Regions from separate parts of the Homo sapiens genome. Here region 1 is linked to region 2. Evidence: read pairs that join two places in POLR2A ChIA-PET (ENCODE). Cell type or tissue: A673. All regions are shown on one strand.

Region 1 (5,000 bases), 630 kb before region 2:
GTACTCAGGAGAGGATTTAAAAATGGTTCAGGTGGCAAGAGATCTCCTGCATGTTGTAATCATTTTGCAGCGACCAAATGACTAGGACATGGGAGAAAAAAAGGGGAGAACCCCCCACCCTGCCCCCACAGTGAATACAGTTTGAGTCTGTAATCCTGGACCTGAAAGGCCAGGAGAAGGAGCTACCCAGGCAGCACAGAAGCCTGGAATGTGTGCCCCCACTCCCGGCAGAAGCCACACTGTGGGGCAGAAACACTCAACCCTTCCACGTGCTATTCATGAGCATCAGGGAAGGGGAAGAAAGAAGAGATGTATGTGGACTGGAGCTTTTCCCTTGTTTTTCCAAATTAAATAAGCTGCTGCTCTTCCTTCATTCTCCTGGCTCTTTCCCTACCCCACCGCCGCCATACCGCGGCCCCTCATGGTCCTCCCCGCTCTGAGCTCAGGCCCTGGAGGAACTGGAAGTGCTCCTGTCGCTGCTCAGCTGCTGAACTGGTCTTCTGACCATGCCTCTTTCCTGCAACAACTCTTTGGCAACCCTCCTCCAAAACGTCCCAGTTTCCCTCCCTGCCCCTTGATCTGGTGCCAGAGGGGACGGTAACAAAACACAAAACAAAAACACAACAAAGAGGCCATGGAGCCAGTGCCAGCAAGCAATGAGAGGGAGAAATGGAGCCCAGTGGAGTTCTTCTCCCTAAAGGAAAATTAAAAGACAGATGATCAGCTAGCTCCCAGAAGTTCTGCCTCGGGCCTAAATGAAATAAATGAAAAGGGTGAGAAATCCTAATGAAATCACCAATCCAAACAACACAACGACCTGAGGGCGCTAAGGGTCAAGGTTCAGGACAATTCAAGGAGAAGCAGTCAGGCCTGTGGTTTTACAACCCAAGCCCTGGGCTTGGCCACCAGCACAGGAGAGCAAAGGGCCCGACCAACCCCTTTCCTTCCACATCTCAGTGATGAGCGTGGTGTGACTGAGCGCCTACTGCACACCGATGCCCATAAGATGTGGTCTTCAGCATAGGACTCCTTGAACAGGTAAACCAGGGTACGGCTACACGCTCCGCTGGAGAATTTCTCACTTTACGAAAGGAGCTGTGTGCTCAGGTTCCTACACCAGTAAGTACAGGGAATATGATTGTGTTTTCAGCTTCATTTCGACTGACTCTAAACAATGTAAATCTATGAGCTACAAAATTCCACCTGTCAAAAATTGCATTTACATGCAGTTTTTCAGGAAGGTGTCTGTTCTATAAATTGAGGTGTACCAGTGCTATGTGCTAAGGAGTAAAGAAGAGCAAGAAAAGAAAGCGGGTCCTGACTTCTGCCCGCAGCACTCCCAGGTTAAGGGAGAGGTGCAGGTAAGGCCATGGGCTCGGTGGGAATCTGCACCCCTACAGAGCGGTACAGGGAGGGTGGCAGGGTGCTAAGCGCTTCTCGGCAACAGGACTGTGCACAAGGCCTCTGCCTCTTGTCTTAGCTGCTGTCCAGCCTTCCAGCTCTGTGGCTGGGACTCAAGTACCTGAACAGTGAATGGGTGTGGGGGTGAGCCATGGGCGGAGGCAGGCGCTGGGAGATTGTGTCATTAGCAACTGAGTCAGGAACAGAGGGCCAGGGAGACAGTGATAGCATGGGGGTGCATCTGAAATGCTGACAGAGGCAAATTCCCTCTTCTCTTCTACTTAAAAGGGGTCGGATCCTTCCTCCAAACAGGCAATTCTCCCTTACCTACTTGCTAGCTGCCACAGCTCAAATGCTAATTATTACATAAGGGTCAAATGGCAGCCCGACAACACCTCTTGAAAAACAAAATGCCAGGGTTATAAAATATACAATATATTTTCTCCCCTTTGGCTGTTTTTTTTTTTTAATACCTTGACCAGCACTTCTAATTATTTGAGAGAGGAGAGGGAAGAAAGGAAATCAAAAGATCTGCTTCAGAACGCAGCTCTCTCTTCCTCTCCTGGGGTGAGCTTGTCTCCTGTGAGATAACAAGCATGAAGAGCATGGCAGGCCGCACGCACTCCCCAGACAATGGCCAGGCACAAAAAGGAAGCGGCTGCACGCAGGAGGCAGGCAACCTGCTGGCAGCAAAGGGTTAAAGTCCACAGCATCCTCCCGCGCCCCGTCTGCCTTTCCGTGAAGGATACAAAGCTCAGTGGGGCAGGGAGGAAACTCCCACCGGGCCCCTATTAAAACAGATCAAGTCACACATGTCGATAGCCCCATTTCATAGATGCTCTAATTTGTTTGACAGGAGTGAATCCTGCTGATCCAAGTCCGGCAAGGGGATGGGGAGGGGGGGAAGGTCTGCTGGAAAGGGAGACCCAGGGAGAGCCTGGTGGCTTTCTGTATCTGGCCTTTATAAAAAATTCAGCCATGCTTTGAAAACAGGGTGTGTCCCAAGTAGAATATCATCCTTAGGCACATACGTATGGTGTGTATGTACATACACAGTGTATTGTTCTGATCTAACTGTGAGATGTTAAAAAAGGTACAATAAAGCTTTTCCCTCTCCCAGTGGAGAAGAGGATCAAACCCTGCTCTCCCTCCAGTAATCCTGATAAATGCAGTGCCAATGTTCTAACAAAACACAGGGCTGCTGTTCGAGAGCTTTTCTTTCCCTCTTGTTCTTCTTTTGTGTTTCTCTTTTTTTTCTCTTGCTCTCTCTCTCCCTGTGTTTCCTTCTCTCTCTCTCTTTCTCTCTCTCTGTCTGTCCCCTGCCAAAGGCATTAAAAAGAGATGGGAACCACTCCACCAAGCATGTGTGTGTGGGGTGAGGGGGTCCTAACCCACGGCACTGCTTTGCTGGGGAAACAGCTTTTGAACAAGACCCCTGGCACAAATGAGATGAGGTTAGTGATCGCAGTTTAATTCTCAATAGGGCACAGCATGCTCTGTGGATATGAAATATACAATATGGGGGGAAATGGAGTCCTTTCTAGAATTAGTTTTTCCTCTTGGTTAATGAGGGTCAGAGGAGAATGAAGGCATAAACTGCGAGCTAAGTAAAACCCAACAGGCCGAGCCCTCCAGGGAGAGACTGCTGGAGAGGGGCCAGGGCTGCCTTGGCTTTCCCACAGGGTGACCAGATCACAGGAGGTTAGAGAGGATGTCAGGAGCTGAGAGGGTCCGGCCTCCTCGTCTCATACAGGCAAAGTGACTGCCCAAAGAGGTAGCAAAAGCCCACGGCAACCACTTGGCCTCTCTACAGGTCTCACGGGACCAGCGCAGCAGTCACCAGACGTGTTAATGCCTTGTTCTCTCAACCAATAAGAACGTAACTGTTAATTGGTAAGTGTGCACACTGGTAGATGTCAAAAGCCTGGTCTAAGAGGGAGAAAAAGATACAGACTCATTTTTCTCAGAGTTTCCTTCGAAGGTTCCTCATAAAACTTAGGTGGAGTCATATCTGCTTAGGTTTCTTTCCTCCTTCTCCAAGTTAAGTTGTTAAAGGGAATACATTTTCTGGAGATGTGAAGCAGAAAGACAATCAGAAATACTGGGCAAAAGTAGCGATCTTGAGGAAAATTCTTTCTGTTGTGTGTAAATGGTTAAATTTCTGAGTAGAGGCGGTGTGCAGAGAGAAGGAGGCAAAGAAATGGACATAAATTTCAGCGAAAGTAGATTTCACAAAACCATGATGTCCCCAAACTTAACAAAGTTCTAGTAGCTTACAAGTGAATCATTTAACTTTTCCAACTCTCCCCTTCCTCCTCTCCCTCGGTCACTTTCTTAGGAATCCCTCACAAACTTCTTTTTTTTTTCTCTGAGACAGTGTCTCGCTCTGTCGCCCAGGTTGGTGTGCAGTGGTGTGATCTCAGCTCACTGCAAGCTCTGCCTCCCTGGTTCATGCCATTCTCCTGCCTCAGCCTCCTGAGTAGCTGGGACTACAGGCGCCCGCCACCACGCCCAGCTAATTTTTTTGTATTTTTGGTAGAAACGGGGTTTCACCATGTTAGCCAGGATGGTCTTGATCTCCTGACCTCATGATCCGCCCACCTCGGCCTCCCAAAGTGCTGGGATTACAGGCATGAGCCACTGAGCCCGGCCACAAACTTCTTATATTCATCATAGGAGAAATAAGCTCGCTGGAGGTCAGATCCCACTAACCGTTGGACTCCACTGTCATACCTGAAGGAGGGACTAGTGGTCATTTAGTCTTGACCATTTCCTCAATCAGCAGAGCAGGCAGCATGCGAAGTAAGTGTCTGCAAGGATAGCACGGACTTTTACTTGAATGCAAATGTGATGCTAGAAGGTGCATCTCATGAGGGAAAGGCCAAGAAAGTCTTGAAGACAATGGCCCTTACCCCACTGAGCCACTGAAGCAACACAGTGGTCACCCAGCTGTAGCTGTCTTACCATCACATGAAAAAAATAAATCCTTAATTGTTTCAGGCACTGCTAGTCAAGCTATTACTTGCAGCTGAAAGCACTCCTAAGTGATACATAGCCCATGACTACCGGATCCTTTTTTTCTCTCTTCACCTCTGGTCTCTAAGGAGGAAGTGCCCTGTTTCTGCTAATGAAAATTCTTCTCTGCTCTTAATCTTGTCACTTCAGATCTCCTCTGGGACCGTGTTCCATCAATAGTGCCATCATTCCCTCTCTAATAATTCCTACTGCTTGGCCTAAAAACATGCTCAAGTTTCTCCAATCAAAAAAAAAAAAAAAAAACTATTCGACACTCTATTTTGAGAAGAATTTCTTTGGGTTTGGGAAGCACATTGGCTTACTTTAAAGATACGTTGATTTTTAACCCTGACCACTCGTTCATTCCCTTTTTCATTTGCCAAGTATGTATTGACCACATATGGTGTGCAGAGCACAGTGTCAGGCACTGGGGACTCAACAGTATGTAAAAACTAAGACCTTGCCCTTGTGGAGCTTGGAGCATCAGATAATCCCACTATAAATGCAAAATGGCAACTGCAGTACACAGCAGGGCACATGGTGTCACCGGGCAGCTGCATCAGCCCCGTCAGCTGTTAAAGCCG
Region 2 (5,000 bases):
AAGGTATAGTACAGAGGAGGTATGTTCTACCCTCAGATACATATCTGGTTATCTTAAAGACAAAAAAAATGTCTTAGAATAGAAAGTATTCCGATATCAAGACAAGCCCTGTATTTTGCAACAAAACTTTGGGAGAAATCACTGCCCATCTTTCAGCTTCAGTTTCCCAATTTTTAAGGTACAGGATTGAGATCGGATGGTTTCAAGGCCTTTCTTAGCTCTAACAAAACTTTCAACTTTCAAATGATTTATATTATCATACCATATAGCATTTAATTCCTCCATATTTCAACTTATCTAAGCTCCCAGAAATATGTCTAACGTTTATTTCTTCTCTTGTCATGTGGTAAACAACATATAATTGTTCCCTGAGTATGTTAACAGCAGTCTCTTTCCTTAAATATTTTAAGGAAGTTCACACCCAAGGGCTACCTAACTAGTGTGTCAATTTGGGATACAGTGACCATCAGCTCATTCTTGTTTTCCTCAGATGGGTTTTCGCACAGTGAGCTGCTCCTGATTCTGAGAGAACACCAGGATGGACAGGACAGTCCTATGGATCACAGCTAATTCTAGGAAGCCCAAAGGATGAACGAAATGTCCAATTCACATTGCTGTGCCCAGATCTGTCTTCCATCTTACCTTTCTGAAATGCTTTCCTACACTGCATCACCTCAGGATGTCTCCTGGACCTTGAATCATTTTACCAAAAGCACAAAATAAACTACTACGCAGTGAAGGGAAATGAAGAAATGAAGAGGTTCCTGTTCTGATTTCCCCGGAATTTCAAGGCAGATCTGCCTGGAAGGAGCTGAATTTCCAGCTCTCTGTTCCAGTTCCCAGACTCTCTTTCATTTTTACTAGCTAATGACTGTCAGGTGAATTAAATACAAGCTATCTCGTCTCTTCACAAGACCCCATAGCCTTCTTAAAAGAAAACTCTCCTCTCTCCTCTACTAATGAGCTCTACTGACTGCTGATTAGATCTATTCTCTCAGCCTTAAACCACAGAGATTGAGGAACACAAATCTGAAAATCGAAAATCCAAAATGCTCCAAAATCCAAACAGTTTTTGAACACCAACATGACACTCCAAAGAAATGCTCACTGCAGCATTTCATATTTGGGATGCTCAACTTATAAGTATAATGCAGATATTCCAAAATCCAAAATTATCCCAAACCCAAAACACTTCTGTCAAAAGCACTTCAGATAAGGGATACCCAACCTATATAAATATGACCACCAGCTTTAAGAGCTAACATTCCAGTGGATATTTACTACATCTCTGAAGCCAGAAACTATGTAAAGGCAGCTTTAGTAAAGGCTGTAGATATATTATCTGTATGATCAAAGTTACACTCATATTTTCATTTGTATCCACATTTTCCCTCCACCTCCCCTGACATACACACACACAAACACACACGCACACCTCTTAGTAGTCATTTTGGTTTGAAGAACAGTGACTACTTTTACCTTTCAAGTGTGAAATGGCCTCACCTGATACAATATAAAAGCGAATTCATCTGGAACAACATGAAAATGAACTAGATATTTTAAAACCAATCAAATAGTCAAAATTCTATACAGACGGTAACAATGAACAAAATTGGTAAGCATATTTCCCTTCCCTCTGGGCACATACAAAACAAATTGACCGCAAAATACTTCTACTGGCTGATATTTCAGTAGATGCTGTATCTAAACTCCTTTTTACCAATTACCTCATTTACTCCTACCCAAAAAACCCAATGAAATATACATTAGTAACCCTATTTTACAGATAAGGAAATTGAGGCACCAAGAGGTAAAATAGCATGCACAAATTCAGACTGCAACTTTGTATTGCTATTTCTGTTTTTTGAATTACTCTTCTTGTATGTCAGCGGTCCCCAACCATTTTGGCATCAGGCACCGGTTTCATGGAACACAATTTTTCCCACAGACCTGGGGATGGGAGGGCGATGGTGTTGGGATGCACCTGTTCCACCTCAGATCATCAGGCATTAGATTCTCATGGAAGCAGGCAACCTAGATCCCTCAAACGCACAGTTCACAATAGAGTTAGCACTCCTATGAGAGTCTAATGCCGCCGCTGATCTGACAGGAGCTCAGGCCTTAATGTTTGTTAGCCTGCTGCTCACCTCCTGCTCTGTGGCCCAGTTCCCAATGGGCTATGGACAGGTACCAGTTCCATGGCCCGGGGCGGGGGGTCCCTGTTCTCTAGGGAAAACAGATGTACTCTTCTTCCCCTAGTCTACTTGATGTCCAGTTGCATTCATCTGAAAGGTAGCAGTAAATTAAGGATACCATTTAAAGCCTCAACATAGAGAAAAACAATCTATGGAACCATCAGCTTGGCTGCATTCACAACTTCAATGAGTAGCTGCTCACAACATTCCTCCTCTCTCCTTCCCTCTCATCCCACACACCAAATATTTATTACGTAACTCTTATGTGTCAGGCTCTACACTAGAAATTGTCTGATCTCTAATAGGTGCTCTAAAAAGCTCAATTTTTCACTTTAGATCCATGATTTCAACAACTTTCTACCTAATCTAGAATTTTGCACATATTAAATAAATCTGATCCTCAACATTTCCTCAAACCCCTTGAAGTGCCAGCATTTTCTTAACAGCGTTACCCAGGAATAACTGACAAACAGTAATAACTCATGATATAATAAGCCACACATAAGATGGGAACAACAGCTTACTCTCCTGAAACTGTACATGAGCATCCATACACAATACCAAGAATTACAAGAGTTACCAAATTCAAGTCTTGACTATCTGGAGTTACAAATTACATGGTACAGATTCTTGGGACCACAGGACCATGAACAAGTTTGACAGATCAGACCATGCCATTTATTCCAAAGTATTTCTTAACCCACATACCAGCAAAGTTGTCCTGCTCAAAATCATGATACGCTCAAAGTTTGTCTTTGCATCTCCTTGTCTTTCTTTTTTCCTGCCCCTTTCCATCTGTACTTTTCTTCAACTTAGTAGCACTCCACCCGTCCTCCCTGCCCCCAACAAAAAGTGCTCCTAGGAAAGGGGTTGTTGAAATCATTCACTCTAAGTTGTCAAATCACTGACCTAAGTGAGCTTAATGTATTATCACTCCCACGAGTACGGGAAATTAAACAGGAAGCCAGTGTCTAATTTTTCAGTTTAGATCAGCTAGTTAGAGGGGGATGTGTTGTTAAAGCTGACCAATTATTTCCCTGAAATCCTGCAAAGTGAGCAGCCATTAATCTATTCCTAGTTCATTCTATTTTGATTCACTCATTCATTCAATAAATATTTGTTGAGTGCCTATCACCTTCCAGACAGAGTTCTACATACCACAAAAAAAAGCAATGCATAAAACAGACAAAAATCCTGCCCTTGAGGAGTTTACAATTTATAGTAGGGTATGTACAATAAATAATTCAACAAGTGATGCATAATTATGAGAGCTGGCATTAAATGTTATCCATGCTTGCAGATATATGTAAGAGCACCTGAAATGCTTGCCATCTCACTTAAGTGACAATGTGATGTACTGAGAGGCCAGAAAAAAACAACATTAAATTCCAGCTCCTGCACCAGCCAGCTATACAATCTTAGCTGACACACACACTCTTGATAGACTCAAAGTCCCCCTTAAAAACAAAGGGAAGGCTAGAACAATACCAAACTCATCTTTTTAGACATTCTAAGTGTCTCATGGAAGAACATGGGCACAAAGAGAAGACTGTTAGATGATACATTTAAATCTGAGTGAACAAAAAAGAGACTCTAAAAAAGGCAAATATCATTTTTATGTTGTTAAAAGTAATATATCAACCTTTCAAGAGGCACTTACCACATCTCTGAAGCCAGAAACTGTAAAGGCAGCTTTAGTAAAGGCTGTAGATGTATTATCTGTGTGATCAAAGTTACACTCATTATTTTCATTCATATCCACAATTTCCCTCCACCTCCCCTGACATACACACGCACACCTCTTAGTAGTCATTTTGGTTTGAAGAACAGTGACTACTTTTACCTTTCAAGTTTGAAATGGCATCAACTGATACAATATAAAAGTGAATTCATCTGGAACAACATGAAAATGAACTAGATATTTTAAAACCAATCAAATAGTCAAAATAGTCATGACGTATTGGAAAACAATGTTTTTAAAGTCCGGACATGGTGGCTCATCCCTGTAATCCTAGCACTTTGGGAAGCCAAGGCAGGGGTATCACTTGAGGACAGAAATTTGAGACCAGCATGGGCAACATCACAAGACCTGGTCTCTATTAAAATATTTTAAAAAAATTTACAGGGCATAGTGGCGCACACCTGTAGTCCCGGCTACAGAGACACTGAGGCAGGAGGACCCTTGAGCCCAGGAGTTCAAGAATGCAGTGAGCTATGATGACACCACTGCTCTATAAAAGCCTGGGAAATATAGCAAGACCCTATCAGAAAGCAAAAAGAACAAGAAAGGGAACATATTGTCCTCCATAATTACAATATCATTAACACACTCAAGAGGTTATTTAATATTTATTCAATACTATCTAATGCAGTCCAACTTTCAGATTTCCCCAGTTGTCCCCAAATGACCTTCACAGCATTTCCCTCGAACTAGGATTCAATAGAAGCTCAAATTCTGCATTTCACTGTCATATGTCTTTAATCTACAAAAGTCTTCCTACCAATTTTGCATCTAATCTAGCTTGACATAACTATGGATCCAATGTCCTACGATTGTCAAGTGAATTAAATTATAGTAGCAAATCACTCCTTTATAAATAGCTGTGAAATGTCTTAATCCAGCGAAGAGAAATTATGGTGTGATGTAAAATGGCTTTAAATTCTTACAGATTTTAAATTCTCAATCTTTTCATCTCAACATTGTCCTTGTGCTTCCAGGGTCTGGCCAAGACACACAGTCCAAATTCCAGCTCTGCAAAGCTTAACTCCAGGTATTATGCACCTAATCCTAAATATCGAACCTAC

Evidence for each region. ChIA-PET counts read pairs that join two places held together with the same protein. Peaks named below come from ENCODE experiments on the same cell type or tissue, not always from the same donor. Only the 100,000 strongest peaks of a DNase experiment are listed, where the experiment ranks them.
Region 1: POLR2A ChIA-PET joins it to region 2 with 8 read pairs; 1 of 35 experiments calls an interaction of 5 or more read pairs at or near these places.

Annotation. Positions count from the first base shown.
Region 1 is chr7:70,616,434-70,621,433 of GRCh38, reverse strand. All of the region lies in intron 5 of AUTS2 (activator of transcription and developmental regulator AUTS2), which reads right to left. Among named protein-coding and RNA genes, the nearest start is that of GALNT17, 510 kb to the left of the region's middle. In A673, no CTCF peak of the experiment used is centred here; a DNase peak (open chromatin) is centred at 2,093.
Region 2 is chr7:69,986,946-69,991,945 of GRCh38, reverse strand. The region is part of intron 2 of AUTS2 (activator of transcription and developmental regulator AUTS2); the gene reads right to left. Among named protein-coding and RNA genes, the nearest start is that of AUTS2, 390 kb to the right of the region's middle. In A673, no CTCF peak of the experiment used is centred here; a DNase peak (open chromatin) is centred at 3,105.